2 separate regions of the Homo sapiens genome follow, and region 2 is linked to region 1. A link is an interaction called in ENCODE POLR2A ChIA-PET data of the cell type or tissue named here. Cell type or tissue: GM12878. All regions are shown on one strand. Region 1 overlaps DDIAS (DNA damage induced apoptosis suppressor). Region 2 has its middle 26 kb from the start of LINC02951.

Evidence for each region. ChIA-PET counts read pairs that join two places held together with the same protein. Peaks named below come from ENCODE experiments on the same cell type or tissue, not always from the same donor. Only the 100,000 strongest peaks of a DNase experiment are listed, where the experiment ranks them.
Region 2: POLR2A ChIA-PET joins it to region 1 with 5 read pairs; 6 of 35 experiments call an interaction of 5 or more read pairs at or near these places.

What each region holds. Positions count from the first base shown.
Region 1 is chr11:82,917,863-82,922,862 of GRCh38, forward strand. The region is part of intron 3 of DDIAS (DNA damage induced apoptosis suppressor); the gene reads left to right. Among named protein-coding and RNA genes, the nearest start is that of DDIAS, 19 kb to the left of the region's middle. In GM12878, no CTCF peak of the experiment used is centred here; a DNase peak (open chromatin) is centred at 2,569; H3K4me3 peaks cover 374 bases; H3K27ac peaks cover 538 bases.
Region 2 is chr11:83,120,573-83,125,572 of GRCh38, forward strand. No RefSeq gene overlaps it. Among named protein-coding and RNA genes, the nearest start is that of LINC02951, 26 kb to the left of the region's middle. In GM12878, no CTCF peak of the experiment used is centred here; no DNase peak of the experiment used is centred here.

The DNA of each region.
Region 1 (5,000 bases):
ATTGTGATTTTGATTTGTATTTCCCTGGTCATTAGTGATGTTGAGCATTTTTTCATGTGTTTTCTTGGCCATTTGAGAATTGTCTATTTATGTCCTTAGCCTACTGTTTGATGGGATTGCTTGTTTTTTTCTTACTGATTTGTTTGAGTTCGTTGTAGATTCTGGATGTTAGTCCTTTGTCAGATGTATAGATTGTGAAGATTTTCTTCCACTCTGTGGGTTGTCTGTTCACTCTGCTGACTGTTCTTTGGCCATGCAAAAGCTCTTTAGTTTAATTAAGTCCCAGCTATTTGTTTTTATTGCATTTGCTTTTGGGTACGCCAATGTCTAGAAGGGTTTTTCCAATGTTATCTTCTAGAATTTTTATAGTTTCAGGTCTTAGATTTAAGTCCTTAATCCATCTTGAGTTGCTTTTATATAAGATTCATTCTCCTACATGTGGCTAGCCAATGATCCCAGCACCATTTGTTGAAAAGGGTGTCCTTTCCCCACTATTGTTCACTTTGTCAAAGATCAGTTGGCTGTAAGTATTTGAGTTTATTTCTGGGTTCTCTATTCTGTTCCATTGGCCTATGTGCCTATTTTTATACCAGTACCATGGTGTTTTGGTGACGATGGCCTTATAGTACAGTTTGAAATCAGGTAATGCGATGCCTCCAGGTTTGTTCTTTTTGCTTAGTCTTGCTTTGGCTGTGCAGGCCATGTTTTGGTTCCATATGCATTTTAAAATTGTTTTTTCTAATTCTGTGAAGAATGATGGTGGTAGGGATTGCACTGAATTTGTAGATTGCTTTTGGCAGCATGGTCATTTTCACAATATTGATTCTACCTATCCACGAGCATGGGATGTGTTTCCATTCATTGTGTTGTCTATGATTTCTTTCAGCAATGTTTTGTAGTTTTTCTTGTAGAGGTCTTTTGCCTCCTTGGTTAGGTATCTTCCTAAATTTGTTTTTTTTGTGTGGTTTTTTTTTGTGTGTGTGTTTTTGTAGCTGTTGTAAAAGGAGTTAAATTCTTGATTTGACTCTCCACTTGGTTGCTGTTAGTGTATAGAAGAGCTACTGATTTGTGTACATTAATCTTGTATCCAGAAACTTGGCTGAATTCTTTTATCAGTTCTAGCAGCTTTCTGGAGGAGTCTTTAGGGTTTTCGAGGTAAACAATCATATTGTCAGCAAACAGTGACAGTTTGACTTCCTCTTTACTGATTTAGATGCCCTTTCTTTCTTTCTCTTGTCTGATTGCATTGTCTAGGACTTCCAGTAGTATGTTGAAGAAGAATGGTGAGAGTGGGCATCCTTGTCTTGTTCCAATTCTCAGAGGGAATGCTTTCAACTTTTCTCCATTCATTGTTATGTTGGCTGTGGGTTTGTCATAGATGGCTTTTATTACATTGAGGTATGTCCCTTGTATGCCACTTTCGCTGAGAGTTTTAATCATAAATGGATGCTGGATTTTGTTGAATGTTTTTTCTGCATCCATTGAGATGATCATGTGATTTTTGGTTTTAAAATTCTGTTTATGTGGTATATCACACTTATTGACTTATGTATGTTAAACTGTCCCTACATCCCTGGTATGAAACCCACTTAATCATGGTGGATTATCTTTTTGATATGTTGTTGGATTCAGTTAGCTAGTATTTTGTTAAGGATTTTAGCATCTATGTTCATCAAGGATATCGGGCAGTAGTTTTCTTTTTTGCTTATGTCCTTTCCTGATTTGGGTATTAGGGTGATGTCGCCTTCATAGAATGAATTAGGGAGGGTTCCCTCTTTATCTCATAGAATAGCGTCAGAAGGATTGGTACCAATTCTTCTTTGAATGTCTGGTAGAATTCTGCTGTGAATCCATCTGGTCCCAGACTTTTTTTCGTTGGTTTTTTTTGAGACGGAGTCTCACTCTGTCGCCCAGGCTGGAGTGCAGTGGCGTGATCTCAGCGCACTGCAAGCTCTACCTCTCTTCACGCCATTCTGCCTCAGCCTCCTGAGTAGCTGGGACTACTGGTGCCCACCACCATGCCCAGCTAATCTTTTGTATTTTTAGTAGACAGGGTTTCACGGTGTTAGCCAGGATGGTCTCGATCTCCTAACCTCATGATCCGCCCACCTCAGCCTCCCAAAGCGCTGGGATTACAGGCGTGAGGCACCACGCCCGGCCTTTTGTTGGTAATTTTTTAATTCCCATTTCAATCTTGCTGCTTATTATTGGTCTGTTCAGGGTATCTAATTCTTCCTGATTTAAGCTAGGAGGGTTGTATTTTTCCAGGAATTTATCCATCTCTTCTAGGTTTTCTAGCTTGTGTAAAGGTGTTTGTAGTAGTCTTGAATGATCTTTTGTGTCTCAGTGGTGTCAGTTGTAATATGTCCCGTTTTGTTTCTTAATGAGGTTATTTGGATTTTCTCTCTTCTTGGTTAATCTTGCTAACGGTCTATCAATTTTATTTATCTTTTCAAAGAGCCAGCTTTTGGTTTCATGTATCTTTTGTATTTGTTTTTGTTTCAATTACATTTAGTTCTGCTTTGATCTTGGTTATTTCCTTTCTTCTGCTGGGTTTCGGTTTGGTTTGTTCTTGTTTCTCTAGTTCCTTGAGGTGTGACCTTAGAATGTCAGTTTGTGTTCTTTCAGTCTTTTTGATGTAGGCATTTAGGACTATGACCTTTCCTTTTAGCACTGCCTTTGCTGCAGCCCAGAGGTTTTGATAGGTTGTGTCATTATTGCCATTCAGTTTGAAGAATTTTTAAATTTCCATCTTGATTTCATTTTTGATCCAAGGATCATTCAGGAGCAGCTTATTTAATTTCCATGTATTGGCATGGTTTTGAAGGTTCCTTTTGGAGTTGATTTCCAGTTTATTCCACTATGGCCTGAGAGAGTGCTTGATATGATTTCAATTTTCTTAAATTTATTAAGGCTTGTTTTCTGGCTTATCACATGGTCTATCTTGGAGAAAGTTCCATGTGCTGTTGAATAGAATGTGTAATCTGCGGTTGTTGGATGAAATGCTCTGTATATTATCTGTTAAGTTCATTTGTTCCAAGGCATAGTTTAAATCCATTTTTTCTTTGTTGACTTTCTGTCTTGATGACCTGTCTAGTGCTGTCAGTGTAGTATTGAAGTCCTCCACTATTATTGTGTTGCTGTCTATCTCATTTCTTAGGTCTATTAGTAATTGTTTTATAAATTTGGGAGCTCCAGTGTTAGGTGCATAAATGTTTAGGATTGTGATATTTCTCGTTGGACAAGGCCTTTTATCATTATATAATGTCCTTTGTCTCTTTTAACTGCTTTTGCTTTAAAGTTTGTTTTTGTCTAATATAAAAATAGCTACCCCTGCTTGGTGTCCATTTGCACAAACTGCCTTTTTCCACTCCTTTACTTGATGTTTATGTGAGTCCTTATGTGTTAGGTGAGTCTCCTGAAGGCAGCAGATGGTTGGTGAGTTCTTATCCATTCTGCTATTCTGTATCTTTTAAGTGGAACATTTATGCCATTTACATTCGATGTTAGTATTGAGATTTGAGGTACCATTGCATTCATTGTGGTATTTGTTGCCTGTGTACCTTGTTTTTTTTGTTTTTGCTTTTTAAATTGTTTTTGTTTTATAGGTCCTTCATGATTTATGCTTTTAAGAGATTCTGTTTTTGATGTGTTTCCAGGATTTGTTTCAAGATTTAGAGCTCCTTTTCACAGTTTTTTTCTTTCTTTCTTTTTTTTTTTTTTTTTTTTTTTTGAGACGGAGTTTCGCTTTTTCGCCCAGGCTGGAGTGAAGTGGTGCAATCTCGTCTCACTGCACCCTCCGCCCCCCCAGGTTCAAGCAATTCTCCTGCCTCAGCCTCCCGAGTAGCTGGGATTACAGGCACCCACCACCACGTCCAGCTAATTTTTGTATTTTTAGTAGAGACAGGGTTTCACCATGTTGGCCAGGCTAGTCTCAAACTCCTGACCTCAGGTGATCCACCCGCCTCAGCCTCCCAAAGGGCTAGGATTACAGGCATGAGCCACTGCGCCCAGCCTAGCAGTTCTTGTAATGGTGGTTTGGTAGTAGCAGATTCTCTCAGCATTTGTTTGTCTGAGAAAGACTGTATCTTTCCTTCATATATGATGTTTAGTTTCACTGGGTACAAAATTCTTGGCTGATAATTGCTTTGCATGAGGAGGCTTAAGATAGGGCCCTAATCCCTTCTAGCTTGTAGGGTTTCTGCAAAGAAATCTGCTGTTAATCGGATAGGTTTTCCTTTATAGATTACCTGGTGCTTCTGTCTCACAACTCTTAAGATTCTTTCCTTTGTCTTAACTTTAGATAACCTGATGACAGTGTGCCTAGGTGATGATCTTTTTGTGATGAATTTCCCAGATGCTCTTTATGCTTCTTGTATTTAGATGCCTAGGTCTCTAGCAAGGCCGGGGAAGGTTTCCTCAATTATTCACCCAAATATGTTTTCCAAACTTTTAGATTTCTCTTATTCCTCAGGAACACCGATTATTCTTAGGTTTGGCTGTTTAACATAATCCCAGACTTTTTGGATGCTTGGTTCATAATTTCTTATTCTTTTTTCTTTGTGTTTGTTGGATTGGGTTAATTTGAAGACCTTGTCTTCAAGCTGTGAATTTCTTTCTTCTATTTGTTCATTTCTATTGCTGGGACTTTCCAGAGCATTTTGCATTTTTGTAAGTGTGTCCAGTGTTTCCTGAAGTTTTGATTGTTTTTCTTTATGCTATTTCCTTGAATGTTTCTCCCTTCACTTCTCGTATTGTTTTTTGGATTTCCTTGCGTCAGGCTTCGCTTTTCTCTGGTGCCTCGCTGAATTCTTTTTCAGGTAAATCAGGGATTTCTTATTGGTTTGAATCCATTGCTGGTGAGCTAGTGTGATTTTTTTTGGAGGTGTTAAAGAGCCTTGTTTTGTCATATTACCAGAGTTGGTTTTCTGGTTCCTTCTTATTTGGGTAGGCTCTGTCAGAGAGGCAAGGTCTAGGGCTGAAGGCTGTTGTTCAGATTC
Region 2 (5,000 bases), 200 kb after region 1:
CCTCAGTTGATTGCCAGTTCCTTTGAATTATGGCTGCTTTTTGAAGCTAAGCAAAGCCACAGATTTAGAGGAGACACATCTTGCAAGTTCACCCAGTTGCTCTTAAAAGGCACACATTTTTTTTTTTTTTTTTTGAGACAAGGTCCCACTTCATCACCCAGGCTGAAATACAGTATTGCAATCATAACTCACTATATCCTCAAATTCCTGGCCTCAAGTGAACATCCTGCTTCAGCCTCCCAAGCTGTTGGGATTACAGGGGTGAAACAGCATGCTCTTCAGAAGGCACATTTTTAGTTTCCAAATAGGTTTCACCTCAAATTGTTCTTTGAATGTTTTACTTGAGTTAGTCTAGTGTCCCCTTTTTTTTTTGTAAGCTCCAGCACTATCTTCTTTATTTGACAATTTAGTACCAAAGCCTGAACCTAGCACATAGTATGTTCACATAGTGTGTTCACAATACATATTTGTACAATGACTGCCTATAGGAATTAATTTACAACTCACTGTAATCTCCTTGAGTCAAGCCCCCAAAGTACCTAGCAGAATGCATAGCAGATGCTGAAGAAACACAAATTGGTTAATTTATCTGTGTCGTATTTATCATCCCTTCCTCCTGCTTCACTGGCATCTTCTCTTCTCTGGAAAGTTGAAATTTCCTGCTGTGTTTTCCACTTCTCAACTTCCACCAAGCACTGGTACTAACTGCCATACTCTTGGAGGCTTTTGGAATCTCCCTTTATAGGAATGGTTGCCCGATTTAGCAAATAAAAATATAGGACACCAAGGTTAAAATGAATTTTAGATAAACAATGAATAAAAATTGTAAAGGTATAAATATGTCCCATTCAACATTTGAGTTATATTTACACCAAAAAAATTTTCATTGCTTATCTGAAATTCAAATGTTACAGTGCATTTTATGTGGCAACCTTATTTACAGGATCTCACCACAAGTATTGACACTAACATAGAAGTTGTCATTTCTCATAACTACACCTTTTAGGCTCTGTGATATTTATTTATTTATTTATTTATAGAGATGGGGTCTCACTTTGTTGCCCAGGCTGGTCTTGAACTCCTGGGCTCACATGATCCACCCACTTTGGCCTCCCAAAGTGCTGGGATTGCAGGTGTAAGCCACCACACCCAGCCTAGGCCCTGTGCTCATTAATTAGTCAGTTCCAAACACCCTAAGGAGACAGAAAGCTGCTTTATCTTCTTCAAGTACAGGCCTTGCTCAGAGTAATGTGCTGGGGAAGGGAGAATCAAGTACCTCAGTTTTTCTCCTGGATTTGAAGTTTCATTCATTCAACTAGTGAGCTGCTCTCTCTCCTCTCAGCTGAGGGATAGATATTTGTGTATATTCCACCGAGCCCAAATTAAGAGCATCCAAACACTAAGCATAGATTTCCTCCTTTGCATTGCTCCTGACACAGTTTATCCTTCCAGATCACCCAGCTGCTTCCATTGAAACATAGAAATCTTACCTACTTCTCCAAACATCAGACACCTTTAAAACTCTCTCCTTTGTATGCTTCTTAGTGTACTCAGTTACAAAGTTCTGGGTTTGTTTTTATTGCAGTTATTTATTTTCTGTTGTCTTCCCTACAGAAATACTTCTCATATCTGCCTCTTCCTCTTTCATTCCATTTCTCCAGTCTGTCCTGCCCATTTAATATGTCATCACCTGAGGCCTAGATTGCAGCAACAGTGTCTTAGCTCTTCTGGCTTCCTGCATCTGTACACCTCCTAGCAAATGTATCCTAATATAGTCTCCTTTTCCCATCTGGGATTCCCCTTTGGGGAAAGCTGGCATAAATCTTGATTTTCTATTTAACAAATCAATACCAGGCTCCATAGCTGAGGCTTCAAGATACCCCAGCCCTTCTATTTTCTTTGCCTTATCTGTCTTCCATAGACTGATACAGTCCAATTTCTATTTGCTCAGATCTGGGCCTCATCCCTACATCTGGCTGCATGAGCCCCATCATTGCTCCTGCCTTGAATACTCAAATCCCTTCCCTCCTCCTCTGGGCCAATCCATGTCCCTTACCTCCTTCAAAACCCAGCTTTTTAGAAGATAATACAGCCAATCTTGGGGTGGAGAAAGCCTTTTCAAAGAGAAGAAAACAAAAGAGGAAAATGCAAAGGGAAAAGTTTAGTAGATTTGATGACACAAGAATGAAAAGATTCCTTATGTCAAAAAGTACTGTAAACAGAACAAAAACAACTAGAAAAAAATCGCTACCTATAATAGACAATGTTAATATTCTTAACGTAATTTGCAAATTAGTAAGAAACAGACATTCCAAAAGAAAATGAAGAGCAGGTATATTTGTGTGACACACACATGAAGCAGAAGAGGCCAAAAACATGAGAAACCACAAAACCTCAGTAGTACTAGAGAAACACAAATTAAAAGAATGAGTTTCCTTTTTCTTTCATCAGACATTTTTTAAAGATTGATACTCCATGTTGATGAGAGTGAAAGAACAGGATTTTTCTTACATGCTTTAGCAGTGCTCTTTCTTACACTTCTTTTCTTTTCTTTCTTTTTTTTTTTGACACAGACTCTGACTCTGTTGCCCAGACCGGAGTGCAGTGGTGGGATCTCGGCTTACTGCAACATCCGCCTCCCAGGTTCAAGCGATTCTTCTGTCTCAGTCTCCCAAGTAGCTGGGATTACAGGTGTACGCCACTATGCCCAGCTAATTTTTGTATTTTTATTAGAGACGGGGTTTCACCATGTTGTACAGGCTGGTCTCGAACTCCTGACTTCAGGTCATCTGCCCACCTTGGCCTCCCAAAGTGCTGGCATTATAGGCATGAGCCACCATGCCTGGCCTCTTATACTTCTTTAAAATAGCATAGATTAGGAAAACCTTACTACTTGTTTACTTTGTTAACAGTGTTTTCCAATTTTCCTATAATAAATATGTATCCTTTTTAATAATTAACACAATATGTATATGCACTTTTCAAAATCTTATGAAAATTGAAGGGAGGATAAGGCAGGAGGAGAAGGAAAGTGCATTTTTCTTAACCAGATAGGCCTGGTTTAGAAATCCCTCATTGCCTCTAACTAGCTGCAATTGACTTCTCAAGTCTGGGATCCTCACCTCAGTGAGCTGTTAAAATAGAAAAAAGTATGTAACCTGTTATTACAATACCTGGCACTTTGTAAACATTCAAAAAGTGGTGTTATTTGTTATTATTTTGTTGTATCCTCAGAGAGCATATAGTTTCAGTCTTTTGCATGTAGTAGATACAACATTAAAATATCTGCTAGATGGTCTGATTATCATTATTATTATTGTTATTATTATTATTATTTGAGCTGGAGTCTCGCTCTGTCGCCCAGGCTGGAGGACATTGGCCTAATCTTGGCTCACTGCCACCTTCACCTCCTGGGTTCAAGCAATTCTTGTGCTTCAGCCTCCCAAGTAGCTGGGATTACAGGCACCCGCCACCATGCCCAGCTAATTTTATTGTATTTTTAGTAGAGACTCACCATGTTGGCCAGGCTCATCTCGAACTCCAGACCTCAGGTGAACTTCAGATAAGTCTGACAAACCAGCAGCTTTTGGAACTGAGTTTTATTTTTATTTATTTATTTTTAAGACGGTCTTGCTCTGTCACTCCAGCTGGAGTGCAATCACAGCTCACTGTAGCCTCAAATTCCTGGGTTCAAGCAATCCTCCTGCCTCAGTTTCCCAAGTTGCTGGAAACTACAGGTACATGCGGCACTGATTTTTTCTTTACCTTTGATATTCTTCTTCACTAACCCCATTTTCTCCTCCCCCTTTTCCTTTCCTCCTGTCTGTTCCACAACTGTCCTATTCATTCCCTTTCTTCTTATCACACTCTGTTTCTTATGGACCAATCTTTCACAAGTTCTTTGAATAGCATTTTTCAGGCATGGCCGCATGTACCTGTAGTTTCCAGCAACTTGGGAAACTGAGGCAGGAGGATTGCTTGAACCCAGGAATTTGAGGCTACAGTGAGCTGTGATTGCACTCCAGCTGGAGTGACAGAGCAAGACCGTCTTAAAAATAAATAAATAAAAATAAAACTCAGTTCCAAAAGCTGCTGGTTTGTCAGACTTATCTGAAGTTCACCAGCAATGACAATGGGCTCCCTTTTCTCCTTACTGTTACTCTTTATTTTATTAATATTTTGATTGAAACTCATCTGTCTTTGGAATGCTTCCTATGCTTGACGGCACCTGAGTCTATTAACGTCAGTGTTTCCTGGTAATCTGTGACCTATTTGTCTGCTGACCTTCTCTTTCCTCCAGGCAGAAGCTAATTCTGTGTTTCTTATGAGGCTTCTTGCATGTTCATGTTCATCAGTGTTGTAAATTAAATTAATAGTATTTCAGGTCAGCAAAATAGCTTCCCTTCCCTTCCTCTTCTTTTCCCCTTTTGTCCCTTCTACTCCTTTGCCCTCCTCCCTGAAAATATAATTATTAATTATTCCTTTTCTCTGACATAAATCTATATTTGCTTTTGGAAAGTAGAATGAATACTTTTTTACTTATAACCCATATTGAATATATGTCTTTTTAATATTTGGGAAACACGCACTAAACACTTTAGGACAGTTGCTAAGAGATTATAACAACAGCGGAAGGTGATTATGCAACAAGCACTGGATTCTCCCCTCCATATCTTTATAACTATTAAGGTCTATAATTATGGGGCTTGGCATTAGAACAGATGTGAATTCTGTCTCCAATGCTATACAACCTTAGGCAATTCAACTATCCTCTCTGGGATTTAGCTTCTTTGTCTATAAAAAGTTGATAACATCTATAACAAAAGATGGGAGTTAAATGTGTATAAAGTATATAAGAAACAATCTAACACAGAGTAGATGTAGGGATACTATCTAACATAAAGAGAAATGTGAATTTCCCCTTCCCTTTAGGAGGTTCATTCATTTCTTAGGGGATTTATAATCCAGTGGGAAAAATCAAGATCTACATAAACACTAAA